3 separate regions of the Homo sapiens genome follow, and all the other regions are linked to region 3. Evidence: chromatin contacts called from ENCODE Hi-C or POLR2A ChIA-PET data. All regions are on one chromosome and are shown on one strand. Each heading gives the region's core, a stretch centred on a gene start or an enhancer-like site at or near the end of the contact. The rest is flanking DNA. Distances are from core to core; before and after follow the strand shown.

Region 1 (3,032 bases), core at 409-2,908, 120 kb before region 3:
TTCCTCAGGAACAATTTGATTTGCTGTGTGGAGAAAGTGTCCTCTGGCTCTCTAAGAGTTAACTGATCTGGCTCTACCTGATCTATCTGTGAATTTCTATAAATACTTTACAGGTATGTGAACAAACCAGTGTCAGATAGTAAAAGAATTTTGTAGCCATTCCAGCAATCTACTTTACGTGGCAATCAGTGACGATGTTATCTTAGCTGTCTTTTTTTTTTTTGACAGGGTCTCGCTCTGTCACCCTGTCTGAAGTGCAGTGGTGTAATTTCGGCTCACTGCAGCCTCGACCTCCTGGGCTCAAGCAGTCCTCCCACTTCAGCCTTCCTAGTAGCTGGGACTACAGGTGTGCACCACCACACTTGGCTAATTTTTGTATTTTTTGTACAGATGGGGTGTCGCTATGTTGTCCAGGCTGGTCTTTTTTTCTTTCTCTTTCTTTCTTTCTTTCTTTCTTTCTTTCTTTCTTTCTTTCTTTCTTTCTTTCTTTCTTTCTTTCTTTCTTTCTTTTTCTTTCTTTCTTTCTTTCTTTCTGAGACAGAGTCTCACTCTGTCACCCAGGCTGGAGTGCAGTGGCGTAATCTCGGCTCACTACAACCTCTGCCTCCCAGGTTCAAGCGATTCTCCTGCCTCAGCATCCCACGTAGCTGGGATTACAGCCACGCACCACCATGCCCGGCTAATTTTTGTATTTTTAGTAGAGACAGGGTTTTACCACGTTGTCCAGGCTGCTCTCAAACTCCTGACCTCAGGTGATCCACCCACCTTGGCCTCCCAAAGTGCTGGGATTACAGGTGTGAGCCACCGCGCCTGGCTCCAGGCTGGTCTTGAACTCCCAAGCTCAAGTGATCCTCCTGCCTTGGCCTCTCAAAGTGCTAGGATTATAGGCATGAACCTCTGTGTTCAGCCTTAGCTGTCTTTTTACTACCATCCCCAGCCTCTGCTTATCAGTTGTGAGTTTCCTCTGGCCTTTCTAATTCTCTTTCTCCATGTTTTCTGCCAGCTCCTTTATATTACCCACCAGAGGGATGAAAGCGATTGATTCTACCAGAAGCTATTGAGAAATGTATATGGCTTTTAGTAGTGGTGATGATGATGATGATGACGATTGTTTTGGCACTTTCAGAATTCAGAAGCAATTTGCTGCCTCCTGGGCACTCTACTCATGACCAGTTAACTTTAAAGTGGTCCTATTTGCTTTGTGGTGGTCGGGGCTGGCTTAGCAAAAATTACAAAGGAATAAAAAGCTAAATTTAGTAAGTCTATCTCTACTATGTTGTGTCTAATCTTCTTGTGCTGGTTTCCTAGAGTGCCCTCTGCTGGGCCCAACCAGGTCTTCTGATTCCCATGAAACCCATGCCTCAATTGTCATCAAAAGCTTACTATTTTATGTCACATGCCATCAGAATCCTAGCATTTGCTTTCCAGATTGACAATTAACCAAGGTAAACTAATCCATGTTAATGTGTGAATGTGTTTTATTGTATAAATGGGAAAAAACCCAATGCCCCTCTCAGGTCATTTAAGTATACATTTCCGCAATGACTTTATGGACGTACTGCTTCTACTTAGTATCTAACTCTGGTGACTAATGGTGAGAATGGAAGCCAGGAATCTGGGGAAGGCTATGCTCTGAGAAATCAAAGGGGAATATGTTTTCCAACAGACAGAACCTTGTGGCTCCCCTCAAATTACACTGTGTGGGCAGCTGTCTACTCAAGCTATCTGTATGGCCAAGCCCCATGGAGGTAATTTTCACCCTGTCAGCCAGAAAAGAATGAACATCATTGTTTACTTTTAAGTTTTTATGAAGAATGCCTTGAGCTCTTTAGATTGTGTTATCTAAGTCTTAATACTAAGTAAGTATGTGCCATTGTTTTGGGGATTAATTTATCCATAAAGATGTGTATAGGCTGTACAGTCATTGGCTTGACCTCTGCTGCCCTGTGTACTTTCTTGTCTACTGAAATCAGTTGGGCAATTCTTGTCTGTAAGCACGTTTCCCAAGAACTGGTTGGAGCCAGTCTTCATAGGAGGAACCTATTATGAAACCAGCTCCGAGGATATTTACTTTGCTCAAGATCTACTGAATGCTACACTTACTTGAAAATGAAATTGCTTTCTTTTGGCTCTGACCCAACCCCTTGAAAACCAGCGACCCTTGGGATTCAGTTAGAATGAGATAGAAAGGGGAGATGATATGCTGGGCCTGACTGACATTTTTCTGCAAGCTTTTCTTATCGTTTAAACTAGTACTTGCATAGTTGTTGAATGTGTGTGTTTCAAGAAGATCAGCTAAACTGATAACATATTATCAAGTAAATAAGGCACCCAAGATTGGGAACTTGGAGGACATAGCACATATTTTTTGAAGGCCCACCTTTTTTCTTAAAATTTAATGTAAATTTGTATCTTTCTATTTAACATATCCAGGTCTTATTTAAGACAAAAATAACTCATATAGTTGCTTTCCAGTTAAGTTATTTAATCATCCAAATCCTCACTTAAATAAATGCTCCAGTGAGAAACATTGTCTTATGGCTCCTGATCTAAAATTATACCTCCCTGGAAATGTATGTATCCAAATTTGAGAAGCACAAGCTTGGAGAAATAGTGAAGGAGAGAATTTAGTCAGAGAAAATGAGTGTGTACTGATGATCAATCCGTAGGTAAGGAGGACTAGCGTAAGTTTTGTTGTAGATGACTTTCATAGGAGAGTGGCAGTGGCATTTGATGTTGAGACCTAGTACATAGTTGTATTGAGATAAACATGTTAGGATTATCTAGATAGAGCTAGAAATGAAGAGAAAATAAACTCAGAATAGGGACTCATCAAGATGGCTGTGAAAAAGCCAGAAATGTGATAAACACTAATGCAGATTTCTTGGGCTCCTTACAGACTTAATAGGAATTGTGGATGCACAAAGTAAATGGTATGGCATGTAAATAAAGAAGAAAATTCTGCATATTACTTTTGGCATAATAGCAACTTCTCTGTACTTTCTGAAATTCAAAAATAAATATCCTTTTAA
Region 2 (3,226 bases), core at 194-2,693, 82 kb before region 3:
CTTCTGGAGGATTCACAAAAATATAGCTATGTGGAAAGCCTACATCTCAGTTTCATAGAAATAAATACATGATGAGCTTCGAAACAGATTAGTGGAGACTTAGAATGTAAGATTATTTTTCAAGAAACTTGAATAAATTTACTTCTCAGTATAAAAAAGAAAGTGAACAATATCCTTGCCACATTCCAATATAATAAAAAAATATGAGGACTAGAGAAGAACTGTTTCAAATATTGATGTATATGCGGGTTGGCCACACGTCCTGTTTTACCCTGGATAGTCCATGTTCGCATGTGTGGTCCTGTTGTGATTGTTTTTAATGCCTCCTTTCATTCTTCACAATAATGTTCATCCTATGTACGTAAAATTAGATGAAGGATGTTTTATATGTTGACTAACTAAAATTGTCTGATTTGCAAAAGTAGAGCTCTAACTGAAACTACCTGTTCGTTTGGAAACAAACCAAACAACCTTCTAAATGAGTGTTGCTTCTAGGAGGTGTGAGGACTTCCCAAATTTTTTTTACATATAATGATAAAAATTCTGCCTGGATTTAGAAATTTCAGTGTTTGATAGGGATTACCATTTCATTCTTTCCATCTGATAAACCACCTCTAACTGACCTCTGGGAAGGGCTAGGATTTCTGGCAGGGGCACAGGGCAGCTGAGAACATGAGGCTAAACAAAACTCTATTAAAAGTAGGGATTAAGGGAAGGATATTAATCTCATGCAAGTTCTCTTGACAAATCCTAAAGAGACTAATATAATCATAGGTCACAAACCAACTGTGAAGATTAATTAAACCCTTAGGTTAATTCTCCCGATTCACTTTCCCGATTTTCTATAAAAAGTATTTCCAAGTCCTTATAACTTTAAGCTCTTTCCCATTCATGAGTTCTTTAGAAAAGCAGTAGAGACTTCTGGGGTGTTCCAGGGAGAGATCTTACAGGCAGCCAACAGAGTCCAAGACTTCAGTGGAATATTGCCAACTTGCAAATATTAAGAAGAAACTACCCATGACTCTTTAGACAGGTGTCTCCAGAGATAGCTTTAGTTTGTACCATCAGGTCATCTCTGTGATTTTTTTCCCCATGAAACTGCATTAGAAAACTATCAAAATAGACAAGAAAGGTATGATTTTTTTAAAAAAACCAAGGTCTCGAGCTCATTTAGGGGAACACTATCATTACTTTCATGTTAGACCTTCCATATACTTTAATGAATGACATAAGTGAGTATATGAGATGACACATGAAAACATTCTTTGTAAAGGGGTTATACAAATGGAAGGCATTATTATGGTTATCACTTCACCCGTCTGAATCCTTCAGATTCCTTGGGGCGCCTGGCCACAGGATAGTACAATGTTTAGAGCTGAATTGCAGCTAGGCCGTTTAGAATCCCAAAGGTGAAGTTTACCAACTTCCTCTTCAAGTAAGTGGGCGGGCAGTGGGGCAAGTGTTGTTGCAAAGCTAATGTGTTCATTTCTTCCTCCTTCCCAAACTTGTTTTGACAGTCAGGTGAGCCAGCCAACTTATGAAGACAGTAGTTTGGGTCAGGAATAAATCCTTGTTCTGGATTTCTTTTTTCCCCTCTTTGAACAGCAGCTTCAAGTTGACTCAGGTTTTACTTGTCTTTTCTTGAGTTCAACATTTATGCTTCTAAGAATGCATTTCTTATTCCTGAAACTCAAAGAGGCAAATGAAAGGGAAAGAATAATCAAGAAAAAAAAAATAGAAAAAAACATGAAGGTGGAACAGAAAGAAAGCTAGAAAAGAAACAAAAGGAAAAGATTGAAGTGGAAATCACTTTTGGGCAATGCTCTTATTTTTTTCTTGGTTTCAGTTTCCTCTTCTGTAACACAGAGATAATATTGATTTTTTTTATAGTAAATAGCTTTTAGGAAAGTTAGTGGAGCCAGGTGTGGTGGCTCATGCCAACAATCCCAGCACTTTGGGAGGCTGAGGCAGGCAGATGATCACTTGAGGCCAGGAGTTCGAGACCAGCCTGGCCAACATGGTGAAACCTTGTCTCTACTAAAATACAAAAAAATTAGCTGGCTGTTTTGGTGCCTGCCTGTAATCCCAGCTTCTCAGGAGGCTGAGGCAGGAGAATCCCTTGAACCCCGGAGGCAGAGGTTTTTCCAAGAAAATGACGTGATTCAACAAATAATTCAGTATCTTTTGCAATGGAAATAATTTGAAAGTAGCCAGAGATGCCTCTTAGGTTACGACTAATCTCACTGAAGAGTCATGCCCTGAGTCCCAAGGGTTGTTTGATGCCAAGCCTGAACAGCTGTTACCCGGATTGTGGACTCAGCTGGTTTGATTTTGGACAGTGTGAGAGGCAATAACTAGAAAAGACAGATCGTAAAAGACCTTAAGAAATACTCTTCAATTATAGGTGTGGTGTTTTCAAGTCACCCTGTTTTTCACTGAACTCAGCTCCACCCAGAGGCGAGAGGAGTCAGTAGCCAGTCAGAGAGAAACCACTTTGTAAAGCTCTACAAATACAGAAATAAGGAAGGAGGAAGCTGGAAGAGGAAGCTTTACCCTGGGGTACATTGTTTGTATGAAACAGGCAACCATCTAGTCTTAAGCTCAGCGAGCAAACTCCAAGAAAGTTTGTAACCCAGGTCCTCCCTTTCTGCGAATCTCTGAGGAGGCCTCTCTGGTCTCTTGAATGCCTGTTCCTACCCAAGCTGAGAGAAATTCTATGCCCTATTTAGTTACAATCTTAATTCTGAGATACAAGTGGCATCCAGGGCATCCTCTGTCAATCTAGGAAAAGAATGAGCAATAGGAAATATAATTTTCATATACCCAAACACATGCACCATGTGTCAAAGGATCAAGAAACACACATTTTTTTCCCCTCCCTGGACTGTCACCTGGACCTCTTGGCCTTGCACAGGGAACTGCTGTAATGTCAGAAGACTCTTTGGGAAGAGAACAAGTTATGCAAAAGACAACCAAAATTATCTAGTTCAGTAGAGCTTGTCCCTTGCTGTATATTAGAACCATCTGGAGAACTGTACAAAATACCAGTACCAAGCTCTACTCCAGAATATTCTGATTTAATCTTCTGGGTGGGGGTCAGGCAAAATTATTTTTTAAATTTCTCCAGGGTGATTCTAAAGTACAGTAAGAGCAGAGACACAAAGATTTATTTGTGTCCCTTTACTATATAACGGTGTCTAACATGTAATAAGGCCCCCCAAATAAT
Region 3 (3,131 bases), core at 389-2,888:
CTTTCATATAACACTGTGTGTCTGCCAAGCAAAACACACCTGCAGGCTGTCAGTTTGGACCTTGTTCTTAGTTCCACTAGGCCCTAGGGATCTAAAGGTGACCAAGACTGAGCCTCTGCCCTGATGGCTCTGCCCTGATGGTCAACAGGCCCCTACTCACTCTCAAAATGCTCTCTTTACATGGCACCTGCCATACTAGATTCTTAGAGCTGATTGTTCACTCTTTGAATCATCAGATCCCAGAGAGGCCGGACTGTCTTCTTTACCACCTGGCAATAGTAAGTGCTCACCTGTAACTATAACCACAGACAGTTGTCTATATAGAAACTTGTAGCAACTTGGTTCTAAACTTTTAATTGTTTTGTATTTTCCCCTTCCTAAGTTGATAATGTCCTTGATTAGGCACCATCATGTAAGCTATGATCTAACTGAAGAGTTTGTCTGCTCAGGTGCAAACCTAAAAAATGACTGGAGTCACATTTCAATTGTATGCTACAATTCTGAAGGTGTGTATATGTCTGTGTGTTTGCCACACATGATCCTTGCAAGATGGTAGCCAAAAGAAGGACTATTTAGAGATAATTTAATAAATTTAAGAAATTCTTTTAGTCTAGGACAGATCGTTTCACTTTGGAAAACAAGGAAAATGTGTTCATTTGTTCCATTTGTTAATATCAGGGTGCAACATTTTTCCATTTAACAAAAGTACTAAAAATCTCAGCTTTCATTTTTGCTGCAGTTATATAATTTCTAGTTATCCAAGCATGCTTATAAAACTAATTTAAGCTGGGCACTGCTGGACTTAGGGGATGTCAGTCATGTTTTAGTGAACCAAACACTCTCATTTCACTAAGCATCACACTTAAGAGGGGACTGCTTGAACATCACTATTTCACTCCTCAATTGATCTAATTTCTAGACCCAGCCACAATCCAAATATGTGCATTGATCTTACATGACTGCCATTTGCAAAGTTGATAAACATCAATCCTACTGAAAAAGAAATATGTTTGTGTAGTTACTTCGATGTTCAAAATGAAGGAGAATAAATATTTTGTCTTCCCTAATTGTATAATGAGCAAGTTAGAATCCCAGTCATATTTCAAATGTTAAGGATTTAGGTTCCTATCATTTTATTTTACAACTCTATATGATGTTATTATGTACACAAATTCACCTGTGTGTGGATGCTTGACTCTTTAATATTGAAATTCTATGCCTTGTGTTCATTAAGATAAATGTATGTTGTCACTAACCAAATTGTAAGGCTTACCTGCAGACTGTTGAAAATGACAAAGAGAACCAACATCCAGAAGTGTCTGTAGGCCATGTGTAGTCCTCCCCAAAGCCATGTCACGGAAATCAGAGCAAAGAGATATAAAATCAGTGGAATTTCTAGAAATAAAAAAAAAAGAATTTTTGAGCTTCAGAATACTGCACAGTCACATGTATACACAGTTATTTTTGGCTTCTTTCTGTGGTATTCTAGTGCCCATTTTGAGAGAACAACCTTGGAAATCCCATTCTTATGCCAGAGGGGAGAAGGCACATTGCTGAGTCCACATTCTGTTTTGCAAATGGGGCTGCTGGTAGGCCCAGGGATGGCTGGGGGAGGATGAGAACTGTTCCTCTCCTAGACTACCACCTGCTGGACTGTTCAGTAAGTACCACAAAGCAACAATGGATTTGTAGAAATCTCCTTAAAAGACTGTTCCACCAGAAAATGGCAGGCAGTAGTGTGCTCCCGAAATTAGCATATTCCAACCAGGCACTTAAGAACAGAAATTATATAACATCGTGCGTGTGTGCGTGTGTGTGTGTGTGCATGCGCACGTGTGTGTGTGTTGGAAAAACCTGTACTCACATCTTTTTTCTGACTGAGAAGACACCAAAATTTATTGGTAAGTTTAAGAGCAAAGATGAAGTGACTGATTCATAATGATCAACTAAACTTATTCTACACATGTTCTAATGCAGTTTGTTTCAGACGTTTTCAGAATAGATTTTCTCAGGGCCAAGGGACTTTATTACCCTTTCCACTTGTCTATTTTGAGTTTTCTTTGCTATCTGAGTTTTAGAATAATAACCATATAGAGGCGATCTTAATATTTAAGTGACAAGTTATATAAGATTTAGAAAGTGAATCGGATCTTTGCAGCCACAAATAAACACATTTTCAAGCTGTTGAAAGACATCAGGGTAGACCACACCACTGACAACTTTCATGACAGACCTCAAAGCCCTTCTTTACCCACTATCATCAATTAACACCTAAAATCCTCGTCCACTATGGAAATTTAAACAGTTGCTTACAACTTTAGCAATTTTCAAATTTAATTTTACTTGGAAACAATCTCAAACATACAGAAGACGTGCAAGTAGAGTACAATGAGAAAGTTTTTTTTTCCCTGAATTAATTGAAAATTGTGAATCTGATCCCCCATTACCCTCTGAATAATGTGTATTTTCTACAAAGACATTTTCCTACATAAACATGATGCCATCAAATTAGGAAATTAACACTGATATAGTACTATCATTCTCAGATTCCATTTTATTATACCAGTAATTTCCTTTTTAGCAGAGAGATCCAGAGATCCAGTCGTGTATAGTTGACACGTCTTCGTAGATTCTTAATCCCAAATGGGTCTTCTGTGTGTCCTTGACTTTTGTAACCCTGACACTTTTGATGATTACCAGCCAGTTTTTCTTGCAGTGTCCTTAAATTTGAGTTTATTTGATTTTTCTCGTGATTAGATTTAGATTATAAGCCGTTAGAAATCACAGAAGGGATGCTGAGTTCATCTTACAGCATTCTATAAGGTGACGCAAGAACTCAATTTTTCCCGTTACTGAAGATGTTCATTTTGGTCACTTGATTAAGATGATGGCTGCACAAATTCTTCACTGTAAAGTTAGCATTTTCCCCTGTGTAATTAAGAAGTTTTATATGTGGCATTTCTTTGAAACTATGTAAATATCTTTTTCCTTATCAAATGTTTGATTTATCCACTTATTTATCTTCTAATGTAGACTAATATATTCCTGCTTATTTAGCATATTATCCATTATTCTTTCTTTTCCCCTTCCTTCCTTCCTTCCATCCTTCCTTCCTCCCTCCCTGCTTCCTT

The links. Hi-C counts contacts between places; a loop is a spot of excess contacts on that map. ChIA-PET counts read pairs that join two places held with the same protein, here RNA polymerase II (POLR2A). Pooled maps may share reads with other maps.
Region 1: a loop to region 3 is called in a map of HepG2, with 15 times the contacts of the local background. The contact joins two enhancer-like sites. A Hi-C loop is called at or near these places in 59 of 168 maps with a recorded cell type or tissue (B cell, CD14-positive monocyte, CD4-positive, alpha-beta T cell and 35 more), 37 of 37 single-sample maps with no recorded cell type and 41 of 50 pooled maps. POLR2A ChIA-PET finds 5 or more read pairs at or near these places in 2 of 52 experiments (MCF 10A and PC-9).
Region 2: a map of heart right ventricle shows a loop between it and region 3 (7-fold over the local background). The contact joins two enhancer-like sites. A Hi-C loop is called at or near these places in 10 of 168 maps with a recorded cell type or tissue (A673, Caco-2, K562 and 4 more) and 5 of 50 pooled maps. POLR2A ChIA-PET finds 5 or more read pairs at or near these places in 1 of 52 experiments (activated T-cell).

The regions. Positions count from the first base shown.
Region 1 is chr5:91,218,262-91,221,293 of GRCh38, reverse strand. The region is part of intron 3 of LOC107986432 (a long non-coding RNA gene); the gene reads left to right. Among named protein-coding and RNA genes, the nearest start is that of LUCAT1, 95 kb to the left of the region's middle. Within about 2 kb of position 1,658, at least 9 of the 41 ENCODE cell types and tissues checked have a DNase peak (open chromatin) inside an H3K27ac peak, as active enhancers do.
Region 2 is chr5:91,182,133-91,185,358 of GRCh38, reverse strand. All of the region lies in intron 6 of LOC107986432 (a long non-coding RNA gene), which reads left to right. Among named protein-coding and RNA genes, the nearest start is that of LUCAT1, 130 kb to the left of the region's middle. Within about 2 kb of position 1,443, at least 14 of the 41 ENCODE cell types and tissues checked have a DNase peak (open chromatin) inside an H3K27ac peak, as active enhancers do.
Region 3 is chr5:91,100,483-91,103,613 of GRCh38, reverse strand. It overlaps ADGRV1 (adhesion G protein-coupled receptor V1), which reads right to left. Exons shown (of 90, transcript NM_032119.4): 87 at 1,274-1,395. Among named protein-coding and RNA genes, the nearest start is that of LUCAT1, 210 kb to the left of the region's middle. Within about 2 kb of position 1,638, at least 3 of the 41 ENCODE cell types and tissues checked have a DNase peak (open chromatin) inside an H3K27ac peak, as active enhancers do.